Regions from separate parts of the Homo sapiens genome. Here all the other regions are linked to region 1. A link is a contact called in ENCODE Hi-C or POLR2A ChIA-PET data. All regions are on one chromosome and are shown on one strand. The core of a region is the stretch at or near the end of the contact, and the rest is flanking DNA. Distances in the headings are between cores, read along the strand shown. Region 1 holds the start of LINC02521 (long intergenic non-protein coding RNA 2521). Region 2 has its middle 150 kb from the start of LINC02521. Region 3 has its middle 190 kb from the start of GMDS-DT.

The links. A loop is a pair of places that touch in the nucleus more often than their neighbours do. ChIA-PET counts read pairs that join two places held with the same protein, here RNA polymerase II (POLR2A). Pooled maps may share reads with other maps.
Region 2: a loop to region 1 is called in a map of heart right ventricle, with 2.3 times the contacts of the local background. The contact joins the enhancer-like site here to the promoter of LINC02521 in region 1. A Hi-C loop is called at or near these places in 7 of 168 maps with a recorded cell type or tissue (PC-9, Right ventricle myocardium inferior, Right ventricle myocardium superior and 4 more) and 11 of 50 pooled maps. POLR2A ChIA-PET finds 5 or more read pairs at or near these places in 2 of 52 experiments (AG04450 and activated CD4-positive, alpha-beta T cell).
Region 3: a loop to region 1 is called in a map of PC-9, with 10 times the contacts of the local background. The contact joins the enhancer-like site here to the promoter of LINC02521 in region 1. A Hi-C loop is called at or near these places in 21 of 168 maps with a recorded cell type or tissue (CD4-positive, alpha-beta memory T cell, Caco-2, HCT116 and 17 more), 7 of 37 single-sample maps with no recorded cell type and 26 of 50 pooled maps. POLR2A ChIA-PET finds 5 or more read pairs at or near these places in 2 of 52 experiments (Caco-2 and K562).

Annotation. Positions count from the first base shown.
Region 1 is chr6:2,632,024-2,636,313 of GRCh38, forward strand. LINC02521 (long intergenic non-protein coding RNA 2521) reads left to right here and starts at 2,477. Exons shown (of 3, transcript NR_149119.1): 1 at 2,477-2,732. It overlaps LINC01600 (long intergenic non-protein coding RNA 1600), which reads right to left and starts at 2,580. Exons shown (of 3, transcript NR_131168.1): 1 at 2,542-2,580; 2 at 1,582-1,769.
Region 2 is chr6:2,478,703-2,483,331 of GRCh38, forward strand. No RefSeq gene overlaps it. Among named protein-coding and RNA genes, the nearest start is that of LINC02521, 150 kb to the right of the region's middle. Within about 2 kb of position 1,854, at least 3 of the 41 ENCODE cell types and tissues checked have a DNase peak (open chromatin) inside an H3K27ac peak, as active enhancers do; they include heart left ventricle and heart right ventricle, where a contact is called at or near this core.
Region 3 is chr6:2,430,000-2,434,618 of GRCh38, forward strand. No RefSeq gene overlaps it. Among named protein-coding and RNA genes, the nearest start is that of GMDS-DT, 190 kb to the left of the region's middle. RefSeq lists enhancers at 3,826-4,619, 4,164-4,619. Within about 2 kb of position 2,497, at least 2 of the 41 ENCODE cell types and tissues checked have a DNase peak (open chromatin) inside an H3K27ac peak, as active enhancers do; they include PC-3 and PC-9, where a contact is called at or near this core.

The DNA.
Region 1 (4,290 bases), core at 1,227-3,726:
GTCCCAGCATTAATGAGGGCCTCAGTTTCTGCATCTGCGGAACGGGAATAACAGTATCTACCTCCTAGGATTATCAAAGCTTAAAGTGGATAATTTAGGATATGCCAAACATCTGGAATCGGGCTCAAAAAGTGGTAAAGAATTTTGAAGATATTTTTCTTTAACACTCCAAAACAACTTTCAGGGAAAGTCATTTTTCATGGAAGGTGCTGACTTTATTGGAGACTGACCATCTCCTCATCACAGTCTACTCCAGAAAAATCAGAGGGAGGTGGGGAATGTTGTACCCAACTTTCTAATGTCTCTAAGACGTGGGTGGCAAGGGTAGGCTGTTAGCACTCCAGAATAACGTTGCTATGCACCCATTCAGGGCTTAGCCTCACAGCCAAACTGAGATCCAGACCCCAGAGAAGCCGCGTGAATCAACAGCAACTCTGCAGCCCCCGACCCCAGCCCTGGCGTCCCACTCACTGAGGCTCTGGCCAGGTGGCGGTGACTCAAACCTTCTCCATTTTAACTTGGCATCTCAGAGCTTCTGGACAGAGTCCACAAATACATGAGACAAAAATAGGCCAGCATACCCTCCCTTGCCAGGCCCTCATTGTTGAGGGATGAGATGAGGGCTGGGCAAGCGGTTACACAGCCGAAACCAGGGCCCTAGAACCCAGCTCTGCCAGCATGGGCGCCCCACAGCTCTGCCCACAGCGTCTGCTCTTTATTCTTGGTTTCTCCTCTCCTTCTCTTCCACTTCCCATTCTTTGTGATCCATCTTTTTCCAAAAGTTGACAGGTTGGCTGGAGACAATTCCCCCTGCCAGCTTTTCTGTCTTTTCCACCTTTAGTTTAAGTTGTCCATGAGGGCTGGTGATCCATTTTCGGTCCTCCATACCTTCCTGGGCAATCCCTCTGGGCCCTCACACCTCCACGCCCTCCACCCTCCCAGCTCCTTCCTCCCGGGGCCTCGAGCTTTTCCCTTTTTTCATCCTCTGTGCACTGTTTCACCCCGACATGTATGTTATTGTTTGACTGTGGCATCAGCCATTCTTGGAGACTTTTCCCAGGGCTTGCAATTTTGTAGCAGAGAGAGATTTTCTATCTAAAGCAAAATGCTGGTCTTGTTTAAATAAATAATAAGATAAAAGAATCAGGCACTGTAGGGGTATTTGGCCCACAGCCATCCTGTCTCAGCAGGGTCCTTTTCATTGAGGGAAGCATTTTTCATATCCATAATTTGCCCCTTTCTCTAACCCAGGGTGCACGCTGCCGTGGCCCTTGGTGACAATGTCCCCTGTGGCCTTCCTCCAAAGCTTGCTCCAGCAAGCTCTGACATGGTGTCCTCCCTCCCCTTCTGGGCTGCGGCTTCTCCAACCTCCCCCAGCTCCTGCAGACAGAGGAGAAACAGCAAGTCACAAGATAAGACAAAGACCCTCTAGGCCAGGCCACTCCTCGCTGCCACTCTGGGACAGCAAGGCAAAACGCAGACGGCCCCAGCTCTGGACGCCTCTCCTCCTCTGGACCCTAACCCTAACCCTAAGCCACTGGAACACTCACGGGAGAAAGCTGGACCTGCTTTGAGGCTCACCTCCCTGCATGCACATCCATCCGGCTTCTCTCAAGAAGCAACCTGGTGTCTGAGAGCCGTTGAGTCTTCATCCCAGCTCTGGTATTTCTCTCATGTGGCCACATAACCTTGAATGTCTGACCTTCAATTTCTTCATCTGTACAGTGGTGAAGATGATCCCCACTTTGCTAGGTTGTTGTGAGCATTACCTAAAAGAAAATAGGTGCTATGGCGGCATGTTTGTTGAGCTAGGAGGACTCGGAACAAAATTAGCTTCTGCACCGGCTGTGCTGGAGCCAGGCAGGCCGCTCCGGTGTGGCCCTGTTTTTCCTGGTTTGTGTCCCAGGAACCTGCCAACCCTCATTGTCCCGGATTTTCCCTTTGACTCCAAAAGCCGTGTCTTTCTTATCAAGCCTCTTTATTTTTGTTATTATCCCGTCAACATACTCCCCTCTGATTCGCCCCCACTAATGACTCGCGCCCTTTCCAAAGTCCCAGCACACCGCGCTTATAATCTCTTTCAGCTGTCCTTAAAAAGGTTCTATTTGTCCCCTCCGCCCCGCTCAGGGGCGCCCGGACTCTGGGGCCCGGCCTTCGCGGGCTCCCGGGTTCCTCCCATCGCTTCCCTCACAGTCCTGGCCGCAGGGCAGCGGGTTTCGCACGGGAGGGAAGGTTTGGATGGCTAACGCCCAGGGTTGGTCTTCCCTGTGTCTTTTATGGGAACACGTTCCTGCCTGCGCCCCACGGGACAGAGCCGTTTTCCCGCCCCGCCACGCCGCGCCCGCAGGCCCCGCTGCCCGCAGCCTCTTCCCGACGCCCCAGGCCGTGCGCCCCCCCGAACCGGGCCCACCGCGTGCTGTGCGGGGCTTCCGCGCCTGCGCACGAACGCTTCTGCGAGCTTTCTCGGAAGCAGCTGGGGGGCGGGGAATCTGCTGAGGAACGGCGCTTTATAAATCAAAAGATAATAATAACAGAGCTTACGGTGAGCACCGGAGGCTGGAAACGGGGTGGCATCCGCTCGGGGCGGGGCGGCGTCGCCAGCGAATGACAACACTGCCCCCTGGTGGCCGATGCGGCCAGGCCCGAGAGAGCGCAGGCCGGGTGCGAGCCAGGCTTCCTCACCACGCGGCTTCCCCACTCATCCCATAGAAACCGTAACTGAGCAAATGACGGTAAGTCCCCAGGAAGCGTTAAGGCCAGGAAGCAGCACAGGAGAAAAACCCGAATCCCATTTTTTTAGAGTAGGGATTTATTTGTTGTCCCCAGATAGCAAGCTGAATTTCTGAATAGTTCAGAGCTCACAAAAGAAGCCAAGACCTTTCAGGGCATTTTATAATGTTGCTTTTTATAAACAAAATATTGAAACCACTACTATCACTGTCACTGGGGGATTACTGTTGAGCAGAAATGCTTGTGAAACTCCCAAAAGAAAGGGTCGTTTGTGCTTCTTTGGCATTAAGTAAAAATGTCCTGTTTGGTGTGTACACGTTTTCATATTTAATTATTCACACTGTGCACTTTATATATAAACTCAGCACTTAGGTTCTCTGTGAGCCAGAAACCTGGCTTCTGTGCTCATCCATAGACCCAGTGAGAGTGTAGAAGCCAAGCCTGGTGGAGCCTGTGTCTACCAGGGCATTGCAGTAAAGCTTCTACCACTCACTGTAAATACCTCCCATCGAGGCTGAGGAAAAGTTGTAGCATACTTGGAAATTGGGGTGGAGTATTGTCATCCAAAAAGGCATATTTCTTTTGGTGTTTTCCATACCCGGCTGTGTCATTGTGAAGCCTCAGCTCTCCCAATCTCCCCATAAACTGGAGGAATCCTAGTGTTTCCTGTCCTGCCACATTATGTGTGGGGAAGATTTTTTTTTTTTTTTTTGAGACAGAGTTTCACTCTTGTTACCCAGGCTGGAGTGCAATGGCGCGACCTTGGCTCACTGCAACCTCTGCTTCCTGGGTTCAAGCGATTCTTCTGCCTCAGCCTCTGGAGTACGGAGCTGGGATTACAGGCACCCGCCACCATGCCCGACTATTTTTTGTATTTTTTAGTAGAGACCGGGTTTCACCATGTTGGCCAGGCTGGTCTCAAACTCCTGACCTCAGGTGATCCACCCGCCTCGGCCTCCCAAAATGCAGAAAGAGTCTTAAGATGGATTTTTAGTAAGTACTTCAAGCGGCTTTATGAAAGCTACCGTCAGTAAAGTAGAAAACTATATATGCACATATTTAGATATGGAGCTCCCACGGAGGAAGTGCTCTGACAGGTCAAATCTGCCCCCAAAATAAGTTGATAGAACTTCAAGGAAGCATGAAAGCGGCCTTGCTGTGCATTTCATTTTATGGAGCGTAAGTGCCTAATAAATGAATGTGTGGGTCTGAAGAAAGTGATATTTTCTAATGAAGTTATAAGTGTCGCAGTCCGGAAAAGTAGAACCCAAACAAACACAAAAAGGAGCGTGCAAGGCCCACGCCGCGCTGCACAGACTCTCCCCACCTGGTGAATGCTGACCTGGGGCCAGGCCACAGGCAGGGAGAGAAAGGTCGCCGGCATGAACACCAGGTGACCCCGTGAAGTGTGTGCTTCTGAGAGCAGGGGTCCCCCAAGTGAAGTGGGCGATGGCCTCCACCACCTTGAGAGCTCGTCATCCACTGTTTTTAACACTGCCTTCTGTTTTGCTTTAGTTCTGCTAAGATACACCTAACATAAAATGGACCCTCTTAACCTTT
Region 2 (4,629 bases), core at 604-3,103, 150 kb before region 1:
CATGAAAGCACCTGCATGGGGGGTGGTGTGTTTTCCTCGTGCCCAAGTGCCATGGCACCCCAGGCACCACCCAACAGGGCAGGGGCATTAGCCCAGGCAAACCTTTCTCATAAGTTTAGATCTCCAGGCTCATCAAAATGGTTGAATACCTCCTGATGCCAAGGGAAGGAGAATGGGCCAGGGGAGGCAGAGCTTTAAGGTAGAATTTCTTCTGAATTAGGGATAACACTGACTATCAGGTTGCAGAGTTTATAGAGTAATGAAAGAGGATTCAGAATTCGGAGAATGAGTTCTAGTCACGTGTCAGGTGGGAGTATCCATCTCACTATTGGCTTCTGCTGAGGGAAGTAGGGATGAGAAATTGGCTTCATCCAAAGTTGGCTACCATATTTCTGTGACTCAGGGCTTGTGTCTGGCACTGGCCTTCAAGAAATGTTAGCTCAATTGGTCCCAGTTTGGTTTCTTTGTCGGCCTTTACTACAGATGTGCATAGTGGAACACATGTTCTTCTAAAAGTCCTCCAGGGTAAAGTCCTCCTGTTGTCCTTTGGACAAGTTTGAAACATCCTAAGCAAGACGATATTCCATGGATACCCCTTGCTGTGGCCCTCTCATGACTGTTGTGTCCACATGGTACTGGGGAGAGCTCAGCCTGTCCTTGGGCCAAGCAGGACGGAGTCAGTGACAACAAGGACAGGGCTGGAGTCGAAGAGAAGACAAAAAATAATGTGTCAGAGTGTAGAGCATTTGTCTCTGAGGACGGGGTCAGAACAGTCCATCCTTGGCATTCACATGACATGGTTAGAGATTTCGACCCAAATAGTTATCTCTGTGAAGGACAATGTCACCAAGGATCTTAACAAGTGGTCACTGAAAGCCAAGGAAAGGGTGTCACACTATGGGGAAATTAATTTATTCTGGAAAGGGTGTCATACTATGGGGAAATTGATTTATTCTGGAAAGGGTGTCACACTATGGGGAAATTAATTTATTCTGGAAAGGGTGTCATACAATGGGGAAATTGATTTATTCTGGAAAGGTTGTCTTACTATGGGGAAATTAATTGATTCTGGAAAGGGTGTCATACTATGGGGAAATTGATTTATTCTGGAAAGGCTGTCTTACTATGGGGAAATTAATTTTTAAAGAAGCCACAGAGAAATGACAAAATAGATCATGTGTAGGCACTTTTTGGCAGTGTTTTGGGGCTTTCCTTGCCTCTATAGGGACCTTTTCTCACCTGCTCCCTCGTGGGATGGTTTTGGAGCTGTTTCTCATTGGCTCAGATTCATTTGCCAAATGGACTCTTAGCTTCACTCCTCCACTCCTGCCCACAGGGTCTTGAGAAAGTTGTTTCACCTTATTGAGCCTCAGTTGAGTCGTCTGTGAATAGGAAGAATCTTGATTACCTCTTGGAGTTCCTGTTATACATAAGTGACAGAATATCTAGATAAAATGTGTGCAATTGAATTTTCTATTTTGCATCAGACTCTTTTTGTTTAGCAAAATAGGAAAATGTTGAACAAGAAAAACCTCTTTATTCCCCTCTGCCTCTTACATCGAAAACTCTTAATTTCTAGAGACAAACACTTCACAGTTTCCATTGTAGCATATTTCAGTGTCTTTCATCACGGACAGCCAGAAACTGTTATCTAGTTCATAAACCACGCACTTCCCTATTTGGCAGGAGTGAGCAAAGGGCCAGTTGCACCAAATAGGGATTTTATTGTTGCCTGGAGAGCGTGGCTTACATTTTGATGAGAGAAGACAAGGAACGTTTTGGAGCATGCTTCCCAGGCTCTGGAAGGACAGCACAGTAGAAGAGGGGCACCCCCAGCCCTGAACACATCACAAGTGTGTATCACAGATGTCCAGGGCCTTGGCCTGGTTCCATACAGGCACTGTCCAGGCAGCCAGCTGAGGCTCCATGCCAGGTCTCCACTTCCTCCTCCAGGCATGCTACCTCCTCATCCCTTTCAGCAGGGTCATTTAGGGCTGGTATGCTGGCTTCCCTGTGCAAGAATCGCCAATTTGCCACTCTTGTCACTTTTCCCTTGTCATGTTCTGTCTGTCTCTCACACACAGACACCTGCCCTACTGTTATTTAAAACATTGCTTTTGGCACTTTCCAGGCCAAGCTATAAATAAAGGGTGGACTGACCTTGTCAACTGTTAAATTGGAGCCGTGGTGCGTTGCCTAGAACATTGCGGATGACCCCGAGCAGCACAGCAGATCAACGGCTGAGAAAGAGCTCATTCAGCTCATCTAACTAGGATGCTGTCCTGCCAGAGCCCTGGGGGTTCTCGTCTCCTGGGGCAAAAGCAGCATGCAACCCTTATGAACCCATCTTGGAAGGCATTCGGGGAGCCCAAGACAAGACCATTGGGAGCCTCAGGGTCACTTGTGGGGGTCTCTGTGCTGGACGGCTGTACCTCTCATGAAATGGACAACTGACCATAAGAAGGAGGTAAGTTACGCATGGACGGGAAAATAAGAAGCTCCTACTTAGGGCTGTGATATGTGCGGTAACCATTTAACGTTAATAGCATCCATGTGAGACAGGTGCTAGTACTGCCCCATTTCATATTGGCGGACATTGAGGCACACAGACTGTATGACTTGCCCAAGGCTGCCCACCTGGTTAGGGGAGCTCCAGGATTCCAATCCAGTCCGAACTCAACACGAGGGGTGGCACCTACAGGCTGGGGTCAATCTGGAAGACTGCCTGTTGTATGGCCTGGCAACTAAAAATTGTTTTTTACATTTTTAAATGGTTGACAAAATTAAAATAAGAGAATATTTCATGACATCATCAAATTACACGAAATGCAAATTTCAGCATCTACAAATACAGTTTGATTGGGACACAGCCACCCTCATCCGTTTGCAGGCTATCCCTGGCTGCTTACAGGGTCCACATAGTCCATAAAGCCTGAGATATTTACTATCTGGCCTTTTACAGAAAAAGTCCCCAAACACTAATCTGAAATGTTTGCATCAGAACCCCTTGTGGGGCTTGTTAGAATGCAGCTCCCTGGTCCCACACCCAGTCTCTGATTCAGTAAGTCTGGAGCAGGGCCTGGGAATTTACATTTCAAAATAATTTCCCAGGTGATGCTCATACTGGTCCACAGACCACTTTGAGAGCCACTACCCTAAACCCCAGTGCTCTACTGCTTGTTGTCAGGATGGCTGGGTCAGGTGAGAAAGAAGCCTAGACATCCCTAGAGCCACCTGCTGTGCAGCCACCTTTTGAGAAAGTGTCCCCAGTGATCTTTTCCCAGGTTAGCCTTTGTGGCTTGGGCATCCAGCCTTTCAGAGATATGAAACCACACACGTCTTCAGAGTGAACAGCTGCTCACCCCGATGTGCTCAAGGGGTGCAGGATGTGGACACATCCTACTGAATGAGCCAGACAACGTAACTGGATCTGTCCAGAACACCACGATGGGTGACATTGCCATCTGCAGCAGTGCTGTACTTCCTCCCGCCAATTTGTAAAGTGCAGACAGGATGCTGGATCAACTGGCTGCTGCTGAGGCCAGTGACCTCTAGGGCGTATTCCCACGTTCCTTTGCAGTAGCTGCTCACCTTTGTAAGCATGTGAGTTATTCGTGCTGTCTGTTGTGATCCTAAGGAATCCAATGGTCAGGACCAGAACTTCTGAAGTACAGCCCAGCATTGCCGTCTGGCATCCCCAGAAAGCAGATTTTGAGATTGGCATGATGGCCGTTAAGCAGGGCGTTCTCTCTGGAGCAATGTCTAGCCGGGGTCGGAGTGGGGAGAGAGAGAGGGGGGCTGCTGAGAATATCACAGAGAGATGGCAGCCTTTCTGCAGCATAGGCCTAAGTGCACACTCACCTGGCTATCACTGAGAGGACTCTCTGTTCAACAGGGCCACTCAGGGCTTCCCCTGCATGGAGATCTGAGTGTCCAGGGAGGGGACGTGGTGAGCATTTCTCTGGTCAAAGTGTGCAAAGCAAAATCTGCCCCATTCCTGCCAAAGTGGTTGACATGGAGGAAAGGGGAGTGCCAGTTCTGTAGGCTGAGGTGGTGGCTGTTAGAACTGCTCCTAGGCTAGTTGGTGTTCTGGAAGGTTCCCCTCTATGTGAGATGAAAGAGCATATCTTTAAGAGCTGCAACTTTGAAGCTCTAATATAGAATGCTTTTGGTGGCAAGCATTACTTCGGAAAGGGCTTGAAGACCCCTGAAGATCCTTGGTGGCCTAGGCAGTTCCTTTATTGCCAGGGCTGTGCAGGACTAAGCTTCAACAGCGCCACCATGTGACAAGAAGCAATTGCAGTGGTGCATTGAGGGTTTTCTTTTGCACTGAGAACTCAAGTCCCACTTTCACCCTTGGACCTGGTAAATCTTTGGGGTTCATGGACAATTCTGAGGAGGAGATACTTAAGAGAGTGATGTTAGAATTTGATGTTTTGGTTTATTGTATCAGAAAATAAAAGAAATTGGATTTATAGCTCAGTTTGTGGTTCATATCAATTTAAATAGCTTTGAAATGCTGATAGGACCATCACGGTTTTTTGGTTGCTGAAATCCCATAACTAAAGCAATGCCTCAATAAGCTTTTAATCCACAGCCCCCATGCCCAGGTCTATAACAAAGTTTTTA
Region 3 (4,619 bases), core at 1,247-3,746, 200 kb before region 1:
AAATCTACATTTTCTAAGAATTTCTAGTGAAGTGCTAAACCAGAGTGTATTGACCATTAGAACTCCCAGTGTATAGAGAAGGTGCTGTGTTCCCACCATTCTTCAATGGGTGAGTGTTTCTTGGGGATGTGGTTGGTTCTCAAACTTCTGCAGCCACTTCCCTTTCTTGCCTTCCATCTCGTGTGCTTACATTGTACATACATATTCAAAACTCCAAAACATAGGAGTTCTAACCCTGACACTTCTGAGTACATTTACCAAGACAATGAAATAACCTACTTAAAATTCAGTAGCATTCTGGGTATCTCAGGACACTTGGCCAATGTTCAGACAGTGATGTGATGACGTTCATTCCCGTTCTGTTCCTCACTGGCTCTCAGTGTAAATGGTGCCCCCTGGCATGGTTCTGTGCCTCTTTGGAGATTCCCACTGGGATTTCTGAACTGTCCAGGTGCAGGCATCACAGGAGCCAGTGTCCCCAACACCAGTGAGTACACTACTCACTCCTTGTTTGCCCCCGTGTCACCAGTTCACACATCCTTGAACTACAGGTGAAAACTCTTGTCATCGTTTCCCATAAAGTTTTTTTTCAGGCTTTCTACAGAAACTCTCATATATTATTAATGGGAGACCATGAAGCAAATGAGTGTGTCATTGTATTTAAGCTGACACTTGAATGAGAGGAGTTGGATGCTCAGGGAGACACATTAGTTTGCTCCCTCTGGGGCAGACCCTGCCTGAGAAAGCAAAGGATATTCGCTTGTGTTCATTTCCACCCCCACACATGTCCTCTGTTTCTTATCTGCGCCTGCCAGCCACAGAGGATTGATGGCCTTCAATTCACCCTCACCAGCACCTGTGATTAAATTATTTCTCTCCTCATTTTGCATGGATACTTTAAGCAGGGCAGGCAGATAGTCATTTCCCTCCCTCTTGGAAAGTGTTCCAAGGGGACGGAGGCCACTCAGAAAAACACCAGTAAATCCTATTGGCTTCAAATTTGGATTTGCATCCTGCCTTGGGGTGATGGGTTGGGCAGAGGCCTGGGAGAAGGAGGAAAGTGGAATGAAGAAAAAGGCTTGCATCCAAACCGGAAGTTGCAGTGTCTTGCAGTTCCTTTTATCCTTTCTTTCAGGTAAGATTTCACTTCTTTTTATGCAAACTCAGGCCAAGCCTGTGGTCAAATTCTGCCCCTCAAAGTGGGGGTGAGGATAGGGGGACATAGTGACAGTCTGAAACTCTGGCATTTCCTGATGTCATTCTTCATACTACGAAGGCTGGTTTCTCCTGCTTCCTTGGCTTTCCCGGAGTGCTTACTTCTTCTAACCAGTGAAAACTGAATCTCACAAGTAAGCCCCCAAATTTGGTATCTTGATTGGTGAGGTTCATTCCTGGGGTACTTATTGAGGCACCTGCTGAGGCCCCATTCCTGCCCAAGCATATTTTTTTGTGCAAAATAATAGTTACATTGACCCGGCCCTCCTTCCAACCTAGAGTAGAGTACATGTCTCATCTCTCCCCTTGGTGAAACTGCAGATCCTATTTCTGAGTCTTCTTTGAAGACAAATTCTTCATATGCTATCTTATTCATTACAAAAGCTGTTCACCTTATCTACTGAATATATATATATATATATACATATATGAGCCTGTATTATGACTTCTTTAAGTAGAGGGGCTGATGTTGTCTGCTAATTGATCTTTTGGCCTACTCATGAGCTTTTGGAAACTGAATCAAAAATATTTGTTGATGATACCACAAAGACCCTATGAAACGGCTTTAACTGTAACTTCCTGTAAGAGATTTGCTGAAAACTTGCTTATGACTTCAGGGTGATTTTTACTTATTAGGTGTCTACTCTATTGGCCCCATGTATAGGATGAGGAGAGAGTACTGAAACGATCAGATGCCAGTCAGGCTCCGGAGCATGTCCCTCCCAGCATGAGTTCTATGTCCACTAAAGAGATGGACCAGAGTGCCCATAGCAGCCTTGTTCTTAACAGCACAATCTGGAAACAACTCACGTGTCTGCGTACAGAACCGTGGACACGTAAATTATGGTAGATTCATTCAACACAGAGCAGTGGAAGGGAGCAGATTACTGTTACCTGCAATACGATGACAAAAGGTCAAGTGACAGCAGACAGCTCCAAAGAGTACAGACTCCATGGCTCCGTTTCTATGAAGTTCAAAACTGGGCAAAACTAATTCCTGGCGATGGAGGTCAGAATAGTGTCAACTGGGAGGGGTCATGGGGCAGGGGTCTCGGGTTCTAGAAACTTGTATGTCTTCATCTAGCTGGGATCACCCAGGTGGATGCGTGTCTAAAAATCAGTTGAGTTGCTTACTTAAGATGTGTGCGTTTTGTCAGATGTAAGTGATACCAAAGTTCAATGCTTAAAAGAGAAAGATGAGTCACAGAGTCCCTGGCTTGGAGGAGCTCATGGTCTGGTAAGAAAGAAAAATGCAAAGGGAATCATTTCCCTGGAATGTACTAAGCGTGGTCATGGAGGCATGCACAACGAGGAGACACAGAGACAAGTATGGGGCTCAGGGAAGGAGGAGGAGAGAGAGAGAAACACACAGAACTCTTGGAGAGAGGCAGGACGCTTCAGGAAAGGGACAGCTCAGTGTGTCTGGTGTGGTCCATGCCACTGTCACACCAATGAAGCTGCTCTGCAGAAGGCCACTAAATCCCAGGGATCCTTCCCAGCTTTTCTTCTCTTTGATCTCCATGGCATTTGGTTTTTTCAATGGCTTTTATTTTTGGAAACACTCTCTTGCTTAGCCTCAGTGACATTTCCCATTGGTTTTTTTTTTCTTCTCATTCTTGACCATTTCTTTTTGTTTTCCTTCCTGGTTCCCACTCCCAGTCCTGCCCTTTAAAGGCTGCTGTCCCACAAGGGCTGGCTGTGTCGTCTTCCTCTCTCATCTTGTCTCTGGGCAGCCTCATCCATCTGTGTCCATGGTTTTAACTAACCCTACCTCTCCTTCTACCTTCCCCCAACCCCACTGCCCAAATGTTGTTGACTACAAATTTGGTATCTCCGACCCATATGTCTGTCCACCATTACTTTAAGAATTGCGTTTTACATCCTGAGTGGACATGACTACTCAGATGTCCTGCAGATAGCCCAAAATTTCATATTTCTAAAAGTGGGCTTTTCATCTCCCCTGCTCCCCAAATGTTCCTCTTCTTGTTCTCCCTCATCCTGCAAACTGTCTTGAGAGCTGTCTTTTGTCCCAGGCTCAGCTGGGTGGTCTGCCTCTGCTCTTCGGCCCTACCTTCTGTGCACCCCATCATGGCACAATTCATGCTCAATTCAAAGCAGGGAGCAAAATGGAGGCAGCCACTGTTGTGTGTCTCCACTGCTAAATGAGGCTCTCCCGAGTGCAAGGCTGCAGGGGGGCTTTGGGAGAACTCTTGGTGGAATGCGATTAGGCTTACATTCTTTACTGGCAATTGCCTCAGAGTTTTCCTGTTTTTTCCCATAGCCCTATGTGGACACTGGAATTATGAACCTGGTATTTGATGCAGTGACAGAAATGTAACTGTTGACTTAGGCAGAATGGGAACCTACTGAACAGTGTTGGATTCAATCTGGGGCACAATTGAATCCCAGGCCTTCCAGGATGCGGTCATTCGGATTTGGTCTCTCCCTTTCCCGCTGCCCTCTGTATCTCAGCTTTCCTACCTGGTGGCTTTGCTCTCAGGGGGAAACTGAAAGCTCAGGACTTACTTGACCTTTATGGCTGGCAGTTCCAGCAGAAAGAGGAAGCTTCTCTTCATGACAGCGTCTCTGCACCCAGCTGGGATCATGATCGCCCCGCTGAGCCAATCACCAAGGCAAGGCAGGTGGAATGCCCCTGCACCCCGCCAGGAGCTTGGTGTCCAGCCAACCCTCCAAAAGCCTGAGTCTAGGGTACAGTCAGGCCCACAGGAAACCTGAGGGGCTGTTAGCAGAAGAGGGAACTTATGCTGGCCAAGCAAAACAGCACTTGTGCATCAGAGGCCCTCTTTGAGGAGGCGTGGGAGACACGGCTGTCTGGGCAGGGTTCGAAGCTGGCGACACCATGCTCCAGGCCCAGCCTGGGCCCCTCGCTTGTGGCTTAGCCTTAGGCTCACTCCACCTGTCAGCCCCACACTTCCTACTCAACGGGTCATTGTCAGGTGAACAGGACTCAATGAAAAGGAGCCTTTTAACCTGTATTTTCAATTTGCCCTCTGTCTTTACCTGCCATGGCCTGTGCTGTGTCATGGGAATGAGGAAGGACGGTGCAGCAGCCAGTGCTGGCTGGTCTGTGTGAATCACCTGCAAGTCATGCAGAACGATGTCATGGTGGGGTCAGGCTTCCAGCATCCGCAGCTCACACACCTTTCTATTCCACACAGGACCTGGCACTGGGCTCGGGGCCGCCCCTGCCCCTGGTCCTTCAGTGTTGCTCAAACTAGAAACAGAAGCCATGCTGGAAGACAGAGCTGCTGACCTAAGCCCAAAGCCCAGGTAAGGTGCAGACAACAGGCAGGCACTGGAGTGGCAAGGACCATCACGTGGTTCCTGGGTCCATGCGTGTTCTGCCCGGGCGACAGCTGGCACTCTGAAACACCACTCACAGC